Linked DNA regions of Mus musculus: regions 2 and 3 are each linked to region 1. Evidence: chromatin loops called from intact Hi-C (ENCODE). Cell type or tissue: heart. All regions are shown on one strand.

Region 1 (5,000 bases):
TTTAATCATCAGAGCCAGTCACACCAAGCTTATTCTTATTTAGAAGTAAAATCTAACATGGAGAGCCATGGCCTCTCCTCAAATTCTCCATTCACTGGTGGAACCTGAGGAGAACTGGAAACAGATCTCTAGGTGTCTGAAATTAAGAGGAGGGAGGAGCCACCCGACCACTGAGCTTGTTCTCATAACTAGGTCACCATTATATGGAGGGTGACACTGGGCCTGAAGTCATTCCTTATAAAAGATCTGAACAGTGAGAGCGGAGTTTAATGTGTAAAAGTCACTCCAGTGGGATGGGCCAGATCAGGAGATAAAGGCTTCTCTCCCCATCTGCAACAACATAGAGAATCTGATAAGAAAGCGATGTTTATTCACAAACACTCTTCAAGGAGTACACAATTACAGAAGCCACACAGTAATGCCCTGTTCCCTGGCAGAAGAGTCGTTTATGGAAACTTCCAGACTCAGCCCCCAAAATGTTCTACCTGGGGACTTTGGAAGATCCAAGAAAAATAAGAGAGAGCACTTTAGAGAAAGTTGATAACCCTGCCCCATTTTTCTCTTATGCCCTCTCTGATTTCTTCCCCTTATCCATCAGAGTCCTTTCTCATTTAGCATCCTTAGGTACCAAATATTTTGCCTGACTTGAACTTCAATTAACTGTTAGGTTATGGAACAACAGTTTCTATAGGGAAGTATCCCAGATGTCTACAAATGCCCTCCCACTAAACCAAATGACAATGAAAATTGGTTTACAGTTCCAATGTGCACTATCCGAGAGCCATGAAAATGTAAAATTGCCATTTCTTTAGAAGTTAAATCAACTGTCAGGTGGTGAGTGAGCACCAGTTTACAAAACACTTCATCTTACTTTCCACTAAGTGACTTCATAGTCCCTCCCATAATCCATTTGCATTGATTCCATCTCCATCAAATGTCCACAAATTCCAACACAGCTCAGAGCTGCTAAGAATTCTACTGCTGAACTACCAGGGAAGCAACTCTATTCGGTAAATAAATAAATAAATAAATGCAGAACTATCCACTTAAAGCTGTACTTATTTTTAATAGATTTTTCCTCTTAATTATGACATAGCATTAGTTCTTCAGTTCTTCTGAACGGTAGCAATGACACCACCAAACAGTAGCAAATATAAGTTTCTACAGCCCCAAATATGCAATTTAATCATAAACTATCCTGTCCGTATCACTGAAGAAAGGAAGAAAGAAAGGGAGAAAGAAAGAAGAAAAGAAAGAAAGAAAGAAATAACCCTTAATGGTTAAACCCCAGTGATTGAGGACTAAATTTGAATTAAATTTTATTCTGTGATAAAGTTAGGTTTTATACAGCAATATCAGGGATGAGTTAAGAGTAATAGTAAAACATCTGCTGCTATATTAAAACTGCATACTCCAAAGTGTTTACCAAAAATTAAACTGCACTTATTTTACTTACTTATTTATTTATTTATTTATTTATTTTGCAGATTGCAAGTGTCTCGCAGATGTCTTTAAAACCTCTTGAAAGAAGAGGTAATGTTATTAAATACACATCAGGACTACTCCCCTCCCCCACTTCTAATTCATCCCGTTCTCCTTCCCAAATCAAAATGCTCTTCCTACCCAAACAAACAAAATCAGCATCACCTATTCATCCATCTCCATACATGTGCACATCTGGCACATAGCTGCCTCGGTGACAGCTAACCTTAGCTTATCATCGGCTCAACCCCAATCCTCAGGCTTTGTCTTAGACAATGTCAAGTCACAAAAATTCCCAACTTTCTAGCAAAGTCCAAAGAAGGACGAAAAGACTGCCGGTAACAAATCCTCCCACTCGGAAGACGGTCATGCACACAATCTACCGGAGCAGAGCCCGAGCTGCGGAGACAGGAATCTGGCCTCTTCGCAGAGGTGCAGACAAGACTAGTAACAAAACTGCTTTTCACGGTGCCCTCAAAAAGCAGAGGGGCTCCATGTCGAAAGTTGGAGAAGGTCACCATTGCCCTCTAGTGGCCAAAAGCGCAATCTTCCGCAAAGGAGTCCATTCCCATAGATGCACAAGTCTCTCAATGTCAGTGCAAATGTAAAGCAGAAAGATGTTTAGTTATCCTCCTTCACTCTGTTCTTTAGTCCTTCCAACATAGAGTGGAAACTCTAGATGACCATCACAGTCATTCTGATGGACTGGTGAATGCAGACGAGGAAATTAAAATGTTTCCAACTTTCTCCTGTTTTTCCTTTCTTCCTCCAACAAACCTGTGGATTTTGTTCCTTTTTTTCCATTAAAAATTAACTTATAATTTTAGTTAGGCTAGATATCTTTATATATTTCTGGAGCACTAACTCTGAAGTGGAAACATTGACGTCTTCAAACTATAAATAAAGAATGTGAGCTCTTGATACATTAGCCAACGTCTGATGAAGTAATGACCAATTTCATAAAGGAGAAATTCACTGCATGTATATTTTGATGCAGTAAAATCACTCACTAGTGAGCATATAAATTAAATGAATATTTCTAAGGGAATACTTAGAAATTCATAGCAATTCTCAGGGAATTGATTGTAAGAGAAAAAGTTCACTGCCTCCCCTCAACTCCATGAAGTGTATTTTGTAATTATTAGTCAGTAAATGGGCACACAATAATCAAAGTTTTAAAAAGTCAGTGTTGAAAATAGGCTCGAATAAACATAGCAGACTTTTGAGCTTTCAACATAAAAGCATTGGGGTTGAAGACTAAAATCAGATGTGTAGCCCTTGTTTAGGTGGTTCGGAAACATAGATTTACATATTGTAGATCAAAGTCTATGTAGATTGTCTGATTCCTAGGTTATTGGCACTTATAGGAAAGGTTTCCAGACACTCAGAGCTTGTGGGAGTGTAGGTTTTGTGACTGTAAATCAAACCATGAAGTCAATGTCGTGGTGATTCCCTTCCATATGAGGGTCTCCAAACCTGAATCCTGACAAAGCAGCCATGTAATTCTATTCAAAGTGAAAGAAAAACCATGAATTATGAAGACATGTGCATTAAAGGGGCATGAAATTGATCCACATTCCCCCAAATGATGACATAGCTCTCCAACTCTGCACCCTTCTCCCACAAATAAACATTCTGAAGCCACCACAGAAAATGTGGAAATATGAGTTCTGTGCCAGAGAGAGGAGAGAGAGAGAGAGAGAGAGAGAGAGAGAGAGAGAGAGAGAGAGAGAGAGAGAGAGAGCTGTAGCTTTTACTTTTATTTAAATTAACAAAAGATTGCATCTTAATTGAAAATAGAATTTAAGTTTCTAGTAATTTGCTGTGGTGCACTGATAAGCGTTCCGAACATAATGTAAATTCTGGAGTGTTATCAAGATGGCCCAGTGTTTCCACAAAAACTATTTTTAAAGGCTTTCTTTCTTTCTTTCCTTTTCTTTCTTTTTTCTTTTTGCTTTTGTTTTTTTCCTAGTATGCAATAAATCCACGTTAAACAAATTTCCAAGACTAGATCATCTCATTTCCATTATCCTAATTGTTTACACACACACACACACACACACACACACTCCAGAGATGAAGATTCTCTCTCATTCTCTCTCTCTCTCTCTCTCTCTCTCTCTCTCTCTCTCTCCATATGACATCCCAATCAGGACATATAGAACTAATAATTATAAGAGTGTCAGTAACCATTGCTTGCTACTAAAGATACAAGTATAGACTCCAAGGACTTCAATATGTTTGTTGGGGTGCAATGCCTTGTCTCAGAAGGCAAGATGCAAACCCCAGTTCCACCCAGCAAAGTTTCCTGGCCTTTAGATGCCTCTGTCTGGTCTCTTCTGAGTGCTGATCACATTCCTTTGTACTAGGCAGGATAGATGTTTTGCACAGAGGGTTCGAATACGAGGGCCTAACTGGCCAACCCTAAAACTTAAGAGTCAGAGATTGTTTAAGGAACTTAATGTGCCTGTGGCTTCAGGGTCCCTCTAGTACTGGCCACAGCTATGTCCCTTTGTTTTGTAACTTTTATTCCTTTGTTCTGATAGAAGACCAAGCTGCCTGCAGCTGGGGTTGAGCATCCCTTTCTAGGTTCTGGGGCTCTGTCTCCTTGCTTATGAGAGAAAACAATTCCAACATTATTGAAATGAAGGCCAGTCCCTTCTCTTTTTTCTCTGCTACCCTTAAAGGCGCTCGCACTCAGTTCAGCCTCGTTAATATGCTGATGAGAGGGATCCTCGGTCCTGAGAACACATCTGTAGACCGGTCCCCAGAAATTCCAGACACCCCGCAAACCCCTGGACGTCTGCTACGAGCCCTAGAGATAAGGAAATTGATCTATCCTCTCGCCAGATTAATTATCACTGCTTTCTGTGATTAAACCCAAAACTTACTGCTTCCTAGTCCACAGATAAGACCGATCAGGAGAAAATAGGAAAGGATTCGGGAGCCATCGTTAAAGATTTCTTGAAGAAAAAAAAAAAATGAAGGGGAGACTTTTAGACAAATCTCTACCCTCCTGCAGTGCCAGGCTTTCATTAACAAACCCACTCCCAGCCCTCAGGGACGACCCTCCGTCATGCAGAAACGGCACCGTTAAATAATTAGAAGATGCAATTTCTTCATAGCAGTGCGATAGCCCGTGAAATTCCTGCTGCATTATTAACAAAAAGCAACAGGGCTTCTTCGAACATCTAGCGAACCTTTCACCCGCTGAAGGCAGGAGTGCGGAGCCCGGGTGAAATCCGGGCCTTGGCAAGAGAGAGAATAGGAAGCCTCCTGGGTCCCACTTTCTCCGGGGACCAGGAGCGAAAAGACCCTGCCAAGGCTAGGCTGGGTTGCGAGGGGAATTGGATGCTCCCGCAGCCTCCAGCTTCCCGCTGCTCCTTGCTCTCAGCACATCCCGGCTGGGAGGCCAAGCACAGGGAGGGAGGCCGATTGTGAGGAAACAGTGGAGGCTTGGAGCGCTCCGAGAGGAGGCGCAGGCTTTCCGGGAAGGTTTGATTCTCAAAGTTAACATT
Region 2 (5,000 bases), 690 kb before region 1:
ATTTTCAGTTTAATTCTATACCCTATTTTTTTATTGCATTGTTTGTTTGCTTGTTTTGGTTATTAACTTCTTGAGTTCTTTATATATTTGGATATTAGTCATCTATCAGATGTGGGGTTAGTGAAGTTTTTTTTTCCATTTTTTATTAGTTATTTACTTTATTTACATTTCAAATGAGATGCTGAAAGTCCCCTATACCCTCCCCCAACCCTGCTCCCCTACCCACCCACTCCCACTTCTTGGCCTGGTGCTTCCCCTGTACTGGGGCATATAAAGTTTTCAAGACCAAGGGGCCTCTCTTCCCAATGATGGCTGACTAGGCCATCTTCTGCTACATATGCAGCTAGAAACATGAGCTCTGGGGGTAATGGTTAGTTCATAGTGTTGTTCTACCTATAGGATTGCAGACTACTTCAGCTCCTTGGGTACTTTCTCTAGCTCCTCCATTGGGGGCCCTGTGTTCCATTCAATATCTGACTGTGAGCATCCACTTCTGTGTTTTCCAGGCACAGGCATGGCCTCACAAGAGACAGCTATATCACGGTCCTTTTAGCAAAATCTTGCTGGCATATGCAATAGTATCTGCGTTTGGTGATTGATTATGGGATGGACCCCCAGGTGGGGCAGGCTCTGGATGATCTATCCTTTTGTCTCAGCTCCAAACTTGTGTAACTCCTTCCATGGGTGTTTTGTTCCCAGTTCTAAGAAGGGGCAAAGTATCCACACTTTGGTCTTCGTTCATCTTGAGTTTTATGTGTTTTACAAATTGTATCTTGGGTATTTTAAGTTTCTGGGCTAATATCCACTTATCAATGAGTGCATAACATGTGACTTCTTTTGTGATTGGCTTACCTCACTCAGGATGATACCCTCCAGCTCTATCCATTTACCTAGGAATTTCAATAAATTTATTGTTTTTAATAGCCGAGTAGTACTCCATTGTGTAAATATACCACATTTTCTGTATCCATTCTTCTGTTGAGGGATACCTGGGTTCTCTCCAACTTCTGCCTATTTTAAATAAGGCTGCTATGAACTTAGTGGTGCATGTATTCTTATTACCAGTTGGAACATCTTCTAGATATATGCCTAGGAGAGGTATTGCTGGGTCCTCTGGTAGTACTATGTCCAATTTTCTGAGGAATCTCCAGACTGATTTCCAGAGTGGTTGTACAAGCTTGCAATCCTCAGCAGTGTAGCTCTTTCTCAACATCCTCACCAGCATCTGCTGTCACATGAATTTTTGGTCTTAGCCATTCTGACTGGTGTTAGGTGGAATCTCAGGAAAAAGTCCACCAACAGATTGAGAAAGGATCTTTACCAATCCTAAATCAGATAGGGGACTAATATGCAATATATATATATATATATAAAGAACTCAAGAATATGGGCTCCAGAAAACCTAATACCCCATTAAAGATGAGGCACAGAACTAAACAAAGAATTCTCAACTGAGGAATATCGAATGGCTGAGAAGCACCTGTAAAAAATGTTCAACATCCTTAATCATCAGAGATTTTTTTTTCCCAATCTGAAGGTTGTTGAATTGTCTTATTGACTATGCCCTTTACCTTACAGAAGCTTTCCAGTTTCATGAGGTCCCATTTATCAATTCTTGATCAAAGAGCATGAGCCATTGAAGTCCTATTTAGGGAATTTCCCCTTGTGCCAATGAGTTCAAGGCTCTTTCTGACTTTCTCTTCTATTAGATTCAGTGTATCTGCTTTTATGTTGAGGTTCTTGATCCACTTGCACTTGGGCTTTGTACAAGGCAACTAATATAAGTCTATTTTCATTCTTCTATATTCAGACAGCCAGTTAGATCAGCACCATTTATTGAAGATTCTTTCTTTTCTCCATTGTATATTTTTGGTGTCTTTGTCAAAAATCAAGTGACAGTAAGTGTGTGGGTTTATTTCTGGGTCTTCAATTCTATTCCATTGATAAACATATCTGTCTCTGTACCAATTCCACTCTCTTTAAGCTTTGCTGACTCATCTAGTTCCTGAGAAAGAGGTGGGAAAGGCAGGAATATGTCAGATTCTTTCATCTCACTCTCACCTCCTTTGTAAGTCTAAAGAAAGTCAAGATCAAACTTCTAAGTCATAAATATGCAGTTGGTGCTGCTGAGAAAAGTCATGGCAACTTGAGTATTGTGAGCCCCTGTATCCAAAACAAAACAAGAAAGAGGAAAATGTTTATTTAAATTGGTTTATAATAATCAGTGTGCACAGAAAATAATTGATGTAAAGGAGGTATTGAGAGACAGGGAAGTAAATCCTTCATGTGTTTGAATGACCAGTGAGTTTTTTGTTTTGTTTTGTTTTGTTTTGTTTTAGTATTTTAATTATGTCAGTGAACAGCTGACTGGGTCATTACATAATCATACATGAATAAAATTATTTTTAATTTTTAAAGTTATTATTATTATTATTATTATTATTATTATTATTATCTTTCTGTGTTTGTGTGTGTGTGTTCCACAGCACATTGCTGAAGCTCTGAGAACAAATTTGATGAGTTAATTTTCTCCTTCTATGTTTATCTGTTTGATCTCTACACATTCTACAAATCGAATTCTGGTAGTGAAGCCCATACAGAATATGTGCTTATCCACTGGGCTATCTTATTAGTTCCAGGGTAATATCTTATGAAACAATGATATTTAAAAACATCCTATATATTCTAGAAGGTGGTAAGAGCTAGAGAATGTCTATATTATTAAAGCTGAGTTAAACTTTTACAATGTTGACCATTAATTTTAATCTTAGCTATAGTACCTAACATAAACACACACCTATATGCACCAAACAGATGTTCTTGCAGGTGATAATTGCATTATTTCCAATTGCTTTAATCAAATGAAAAACAAATGTTCACACAGACTATCTGGATATTTAAATAGGCTACATTTATTTTACAGCAATGAAAATATTATTGAAATGAATATTACTGAAGAGTTTCATGAAGCAGATTATCACTGATGTCAAATGTTAAAGAAAATTGGCCATTTGATAACATTTATGCAAAATATGAGTTCAGGTTTACAATGTGTGCTATACCAGTTTACCAGTGTACTGGTTGTCACTGAGGAGAACAACAGGAAAAATCAGGATGGAGGTCACTTCTGAGATGGAAAATATCCTGATTCATGATTCTTGAATAAACTGTAGACACTTAAGTATACATTACAATGATTCATTAAGTTGTCTGATTATAAACTGAATAGTTTCACTATGTGATTTCAAGTCAAATAAATCTTTAATTAAAAGAGAAATAAATGTATGTTAAGGATAGTAGCAATAGTCCAAGAGAAGTCTAGTCATGGTCTGTTACAGAAAGCACAAAAGTAAATCAGATATGCTATGGCTGTTTGCTGGATGTCTTTGTGGAACACCTAACAGTGGGAATGGGTGGGTCTTTGCTTCTTTTACTTGCTCTTGGTACCGTTTCTCTTATTGAGTTTCCTTACCCAACCTCAATATGAGGGATTTTGACTTGTAATATTATATCTTCTTTTGCTGTGCTTGCTCTTGTCTCTTGTATACCTGGTCTTTTCTGAAAGAAAAAGGAAGATTAGATCTGGTTGAGAGGGGAGGTCAGGGGAATCTGAAAGGAACAGAGAATGGAAAACTGTGATCAGAATATATTGTATGAAAGAAGAATCCTTTTTCAATTAAAATAAGTGATAAAGATAGATTGATAAATAGACAGACATACAGATACATACATACATACATACATACATATACCTACCTACATACATATATACACACATACATACATACATACATACAGATAGGTGATAGATAACACACAGACAGACAGAAAGACAGATAAAATTATACAATAGTAGAACTATAGTTTAGACCTGTAAGAAAATTTATTCTACCACTGGTTTCAGCAAACCCTTTAAAATATAACTATGACTTTTTCTATTCTCTTCACAATGCCAATGACTACAAATGATATTCGTTATCTGAGTTGATCAACATAAGTTAATCGACAAACCCAAATCATCAAACATATCTGATATGGCTAAAGGGTCTTTCTAGAAAGAAATGAGTAAAGCAGAAATAAGGGTATCGGTTGAGTCCTTCTTATTTCACCCAAAGAAGGACTGAGATTAGCCCAGTTTGTGTATCATTATCATTGTCCTTCTTTAGTCTCAGCAACAAAGCTGTGCTTCCTGACACAGGGTGGGAGACCAACAATAGACAATTAGAACTGATAATAACCCTTTTAGGTTTTCTGCAGAAAGCCAAGCTGCAGTAAAAATAGCCACGCATTATCCTAAGCCTGACTGATGGGAACAGTTGCATAAAGGTTTCTTGTTAAGCTCATCAAATATTACCCTTTGTGTGACTTTGGTTTAACCTGCCAGTCTGATTAAACTCCATTCACCAGCTGAGGAAGCATTGATATTTGAATGTCTGAGGCGGTTCTGAGTCTGCCGCCCCAGACATTGTGAATATTTTTGGAAAGAGAAGAAGAAAGCCTTGGCTTTGCCAGTTGGTTTATAAATGGTTATGAAGAACAGAGCTGGTGTAGCCACATAGACCGCAGTCAACCTCAACACATTTAGCTTCATTTGAGCAGCTTTCTGTTAGCTACAGTCCTCCTCGAGATATATTACGCTTCCCAAAATTTCCTAAACACTGTCTCTATGGAAACACCGAACGTTTTTTTTGTGTGTGTTACATTATAAACTTAACAACTTTCCCTTACATGATGAAACAAAGTGTTTTTTTTTTCAAACAGAGGAAATTGAAGTTTCTGTTACATAACAATTTTATAACCTGAAAAGACTCAAAGACATGGAATTTTGAGTGAAGTTGATGAGGCTTTAGATCTGTGTGTTTAACCTTGTCGTAGACACATTGGCACCAGACAAGACTAAGTTTTGGGGCTGTCTTTTTCTTCAATATAAAATAATGGGGGCAAGTTAAACTCTCTCTCATACAGAAGATGTATGTGTAAATGTCAGGTGATGCATTTCT
Region 3 (5,000 bases), 1.2 Mb before region 1:
AACAAGCATACACTGGTTCCTGCAAAGGAGTTGTTCTTGGTTGTTGCTAACAGAAATTGCACATAATGCAATGTTTCTGAGGTTTAATTAAAATCTGCCTTTGCAATAGTGTATGAAATGAACTTTATGCTCACATAAGAATGTGAAATAATAAGTAATCATCCAAGAAATTGAATTTTCCATGGTGAAATAAAAGTGGTCATTTAAGTTATAATATGGACTGTAGATCTAGATCTGACTCACAGAGAAACAGTTTATATCTTTTTTTGTTTGTTTGTCTCATTATTTCTCAATGAAACCCTCACACTACAGAAAACGTAGAAGATTTCATTTAAATTCACAAGGTTATTGGTGGAAAGGAAACAACTTTTATAAGTTTCCTAAATAATTTCTCTACCACATACCAATAACTATGTCAAGGGCATACTTTACTTTCACATGTTCAGAATATGTTCATACTTTAATTCTCCACAGCAGTCTTCCCCCGCAGCTTTTGAATAATTCTTGCAGAGGGTGATTTGCCAGTGTATTCCTGATGAGGATTTCATGCCCTCTTGTCTTGACAATATTAACAACATGAAAACAGGACTACCTAATTCTTCTTCTTTCCTTCAACACAGTGAAGGCAGTTTTATCACTAGGAAAAAGATGGCCCTCTAAAGAAAAATGGAGCACTTCCCTGGAATATGGTAAAATCAATCTTCGACTGAAAGAGAACAATATTTAGAACTGTAAAGTATCTGCAAAATCGATTGTTCTTGACTTGTAACTCTAATCATATAATTTGCTTCATTCGCAACTTCCAACATATTCTAATTGCCAAATAAATTATCATAGTTTATCATTCTGCTCTGTAAAAGACATCAACATTGTCTGGTCTGTCTTTTGAATCATTTCCTCAATTATTTCTCACCGAAAAATTATCTATACCCTGACTTGACTGAAAACTGAATGGCATTTAAATTTATTGCTCATAATGTGTGTATCTATATCTATATCTATATCTGTATCTGTATCTGTATCTGTGTATATATATGTGTGTGTGTATATATATATTTTGGAGTTTTTAAAATATCAATATATGGAGAGCAAAGCAAAATAGTTTATCCCCCTCTAAGACTAGCTTTGAAATGAAAAGGCAAGAAATTATTAGATAAACTATTATTTTATCATACGAATGGATTTTGTCAATGTAAGTAACAACTAGTACTCCCTTTGTAAAACTAAACGCTAAATTCACATGTTCATATGGAATATGAAACCTGATATAATAGAACTAAGAAGTGGAGTGTTTGGAGAAATATATTATGGAGGCTTCATGTTTATACATCAGCTAGTTGGTCTTTATAAAAGACGTTGAAAGGAAATGTCTTATCCCTCTTGCCATCAGCAAAACAAATCATCTCTTTTAAAAACCGGGAGTGAGTTAAATCTAGAAACTTCATCTTGGACTTCCTGACTCAAAAAGAGTTAAAATTAAATAGTTTTGCCTGCTAGCTCTTCTTTTCTCACCACACTAAACTTTGCACAATTGACTAACGCTCCTTTAAACAGCACCTGGTAGAAAGAATAACATATTTTTTGTAAAGGATTCTTAAAATTGTGGCATGGCTTTGGTACTTGGCAATGGAAGAAGTTGGGAACATTTGGAGATGAATGTGTGTAAAGTCCATCTCATTCTTAGTGATACAGAGGGGTGAACCTGATAAAAGCTTGGGAAAGAAGTACTATAGAGATAACCTCATTTTACAAAGGAGTTAACTATTTAAGGACTGTTGCTAGAACTATGGATGCAACGATCTTTTATCAAGAGTCCTCAGATGAAAATAAAGAATGGTATATAAACTTAGAGTGCCAATGTTATTGCATATAGGGAGACTGACCATAATATGAACATACAGCTGAATCAAAGAGTCCGTTGGATTTAACTGATCTCAGCGAGAGCAGTCTATTAGGAAAAATGATCTTTGGTCCATAGATAGCACATAGGGAGAAAGCTCTGGTGGATACCTTCTCCACATATTATTAACACTAACACAGAGATCTTAGGAAGGACTTGCCATTGTTCTGTGCCTAAACACTGAAGGCTTTGCTGTTTTTTCTAAGACTAAGGTCCTTGACATCACTATCCCCATTTCAACCACACACATTCACATACTACTTCATTCATTCAGGGCTTTCAACATTCCTGCACTCCTGAAAACAGAACTATTTCCGTAACCTTATTATTTTTTTAATGGTGTAGAACGTCCTAACACAAAGACTTCAATGTGAAAAATCCACAGGCATAAAAGCCTCACTGAGTGTTGCCAGATATGGGCCATTGGTTCCTGGGGACACATTCTCCCCCTCACCCCCATATACTCTCACACACATACAGATAATTAAAGAAATAGTTAAAACTTAAAAATAAAGATTACCATTGTTGGGATGATAAGGTTCCAAGTCCAAGGACGGAGTTAGTACCATGAGCTAGAAAGGAGCCACTTCCTGGTCTTCCAGCAGGTGGAGACATAGCAACAGGTTGCCACCTTTGAAGTAGAAAATGAGTCTTCACTGGAAATCTGTGGATTCCTTAGATTTGAACTTGTCTGATTTCAGGCCTGTAAGAAATAAACTATTGATTTTAGTGTCTCAGTATAAAGTGTTTGTTTTAGTAGTTCAGGTTAATGAAGAAGACATGAAGATACTCTACCCATGTTTATAGTTAGATGTAATTTCTTCATCTTCCTTAGCTTACCAAGAATACCACTTCTCGAAATATTTTAAATAACCAAATTTAAACCTGAGTTTCTCCTTTGGTTTCTAATTATCAGTATTATTGATGTCTTCAGTGCGTATTCTCCTTTTATCTGGATGCTTAATTTACAATTTACATGTTTCCTTATTCACTTAGTCGGGAAATTAAATTTGTCATTTTAATGTCATTTTCAAGCGTCTGTAACTGACGATATAAATTCTCCGCTATTCACCAATTCATCACCAGCTCACAACATTCTACATTAAATGTTTATTTTCAGTAAAACCAGTTTGAAACTTCTTATGATTTCTGATTGAAAAATTACTCGAGTATTTTGTTTGTTGGTTGGGTGATTGGTTTAGTTTGGTTTTATTTTCTAGGAATTTGTAGATTTTCATGATTCTTGAGTTGCATTAATCATTTGATTTTTTGTTAGGTTGTGAATATGTATAATATGAATGACTTACTACTTTCCTTTCAAATTTTTAAGGTGGTCATTTTTCCTTATGTATGTATATGTATGTGTTTGTGTGTGTGTGTGTGTGTGTGTGTGTGTGTGTGTGTGTGTGTGCAGAGACCAGAGGAAGATGTTGTATGCATTTCCATGTCACTCTGCATTATTCTCTTGAGAGAAGATATCTCACTGAACCTGGAGCTGGTGATCAGAAAACTCAACTTTCTGCTATTCATAGGACCAAAATTTCAGGTGTGTGTATACAGTTATTCCTGGCTTATGATGCTAGACTATGAGCTCGAGCCCTTATTTAATTGTGTAGGTAGTAGATATTTACCTGCTTGGCTATCTTTACACCCTATCAAGTAAGCTTATGTGACTAAATGTATTCTAGCACATGCTGTTGCTGAATGGATTGTTCCATAAATGTCAATTAGATTAAGTTGATTGATAGTTTGGTTAAAGTCAGCAATATAAATATGATTTTATGCCTCCTTTATCAATCTGTTACTTAAGGAGGGATGGTGAATCTTCAATTCCAGTAGTAAATATGTCTGTGTATCTTTGCAGTATTTAACTTTTGTGGTTTCATACCCTGTAGTTGGGCACACACACACTTTTTTCCATTGGAGAATTGAATTCTTTATGATATTTAAAGCTCACTTTTATCTTAACTTTTTTTTTTTACTATCCAATGCTAAATTTTCTTTACACTAACATGTAACTATAACATTACTTTGCTTGCCCTAGACATAGAATATGATTTTTATCAGCTACCTTAGCTTGCATGTCTCCATGTAACTAAAATATCCCACTTTTGGGGGACCAAACATGTTTATTGAGATACTTTTATTTTTCATCCACCCTCAGCCTCTGTTTAATTGGAAATGAACCTTGCTATATAATCCAAGCAGTACTGAACGTAACAATCTCCCTGCCTTGGCTTTTCAAATGCTGAATGGATAGGTGGATGCCACCATCCACACCGTTAACTGCTATGCTTTGTTATAATGTAAAGCTATTTATTTGACACAGATAAATAGTATAGTCTCCGTTTCTCTCTTATATTGACAGTATTAGTTCTTTTACTCTGTGTTCATTCTTTCTCCAATTAACCTGTTTCAAATGTTTCCTGCTTTTTCTTCCCTCCTAGTATATGAAATACATGTATTTGTTTATTTTCAAGAGAGCCAGTTTTCTAACACACACAGTTCTCCTTCCTCAGCTTCCCAAGCTCTTAAGGTACAGGTGTGTGATCGTGAGCAACGTAGTATACTTTAAGGTGTTTTCCTCCGAGTTTTCAGTTTGAGATTTTACTAATCTTATTCTATATTCACAAACTGAACACTGTCCTGCTGGCTTGCTCTGATGTGTTGTGGCTTTACTGTCATTCATTTTACTTGCATGGCCTAGAATCATCCAGTGCAGCTACTGCAAAGCAAAGCCAACCTTTAGCGTCAAGGTAAATTGATCATTTTTTAAAATTGGGGCCAGAGAGATAGCTCGGTTTTTAAGAGCACTGGCAGCTCTTCCACAGGACCCAGGTTCGATTGCAAACACCTGCATGGTGCAAACATCTGTGGCTTCATGCACAGAGGATCAGTTACCCACGCACTTTCAGCTGCTATGACCACAGCACAAGTGGTATACATATAGACATGCAGATAAAACAACCATAGACATAAAATAAAATAAAATGAAAAAAGTTAACATTTATTCCGTTTTCCATGTTTTTCAACTAAATACATAAACTGAAATACCTGATATATATATGCATGTATATATACAACAATGAAGACATTTTCT

What was found. A loop is a pair of places that touch in the nucleus more often than their neighbours do. Peaks named below come from ENCODE experiments on the same cell type or tissue, not always from the same donor. Only the 100,000 strongest peaks of a DNase experiment are listed, where the experiment ranks them.
Region 2: it touches region 1 in a loop (4-fold over the local background); 2 of 42 quality-filtered maps call a loop at or near these places.
Region 3: it touches region 1 in a loop (12-fold over the local background); 5 of 42 quality-filtered maps call a loop at or near these places.

Annotation. Positions count from the first base shown.
Region 1 is chr8:102,779,113-102,784,112 of GRCm38, forward strand. All of the region lies in intron 1 of Cdh11 (cadherin 11), which reads right to left. Among named protein-coding and RNA genes, the nearest start is that of Cdh11, 3.5 kb to the right of the region's middle. In heart, CTCF peaks have their summits at 2,010 (motif pointing left) and 2,209; a DNase peak (open chromatin) is centred at 4,939; H3K4me3 peaks cover 2,877 bases; H3K27ac peaks cover 2,025 bases; H3K27me3 peaks cover 252 bases.
Region 2 is chr8:102,092,363-102,097,362 of GRCm38, forward strand. No RefSeq gene overlaps it. Among named protein-coding and RNA genes, the nearest start is that of Gm39233, 220 kb to the right of the region's middle. In heart, no CTCF peak of the experiment used is centred here; no DNase peak of the experiment used is centred here.
Region 3 is chr8:101,626,506-101,631,505 of GRCm38, forward strand. No RefSeq gene overlaps it. Among named protein-coding and RNA genes, the nearest start is that of Gm32423, 38 kb to the left of the region's middle. In heart, a CTCF peak has its summit at 2,506 (motif pointing right); no DNase peak of the experiment used is centred here.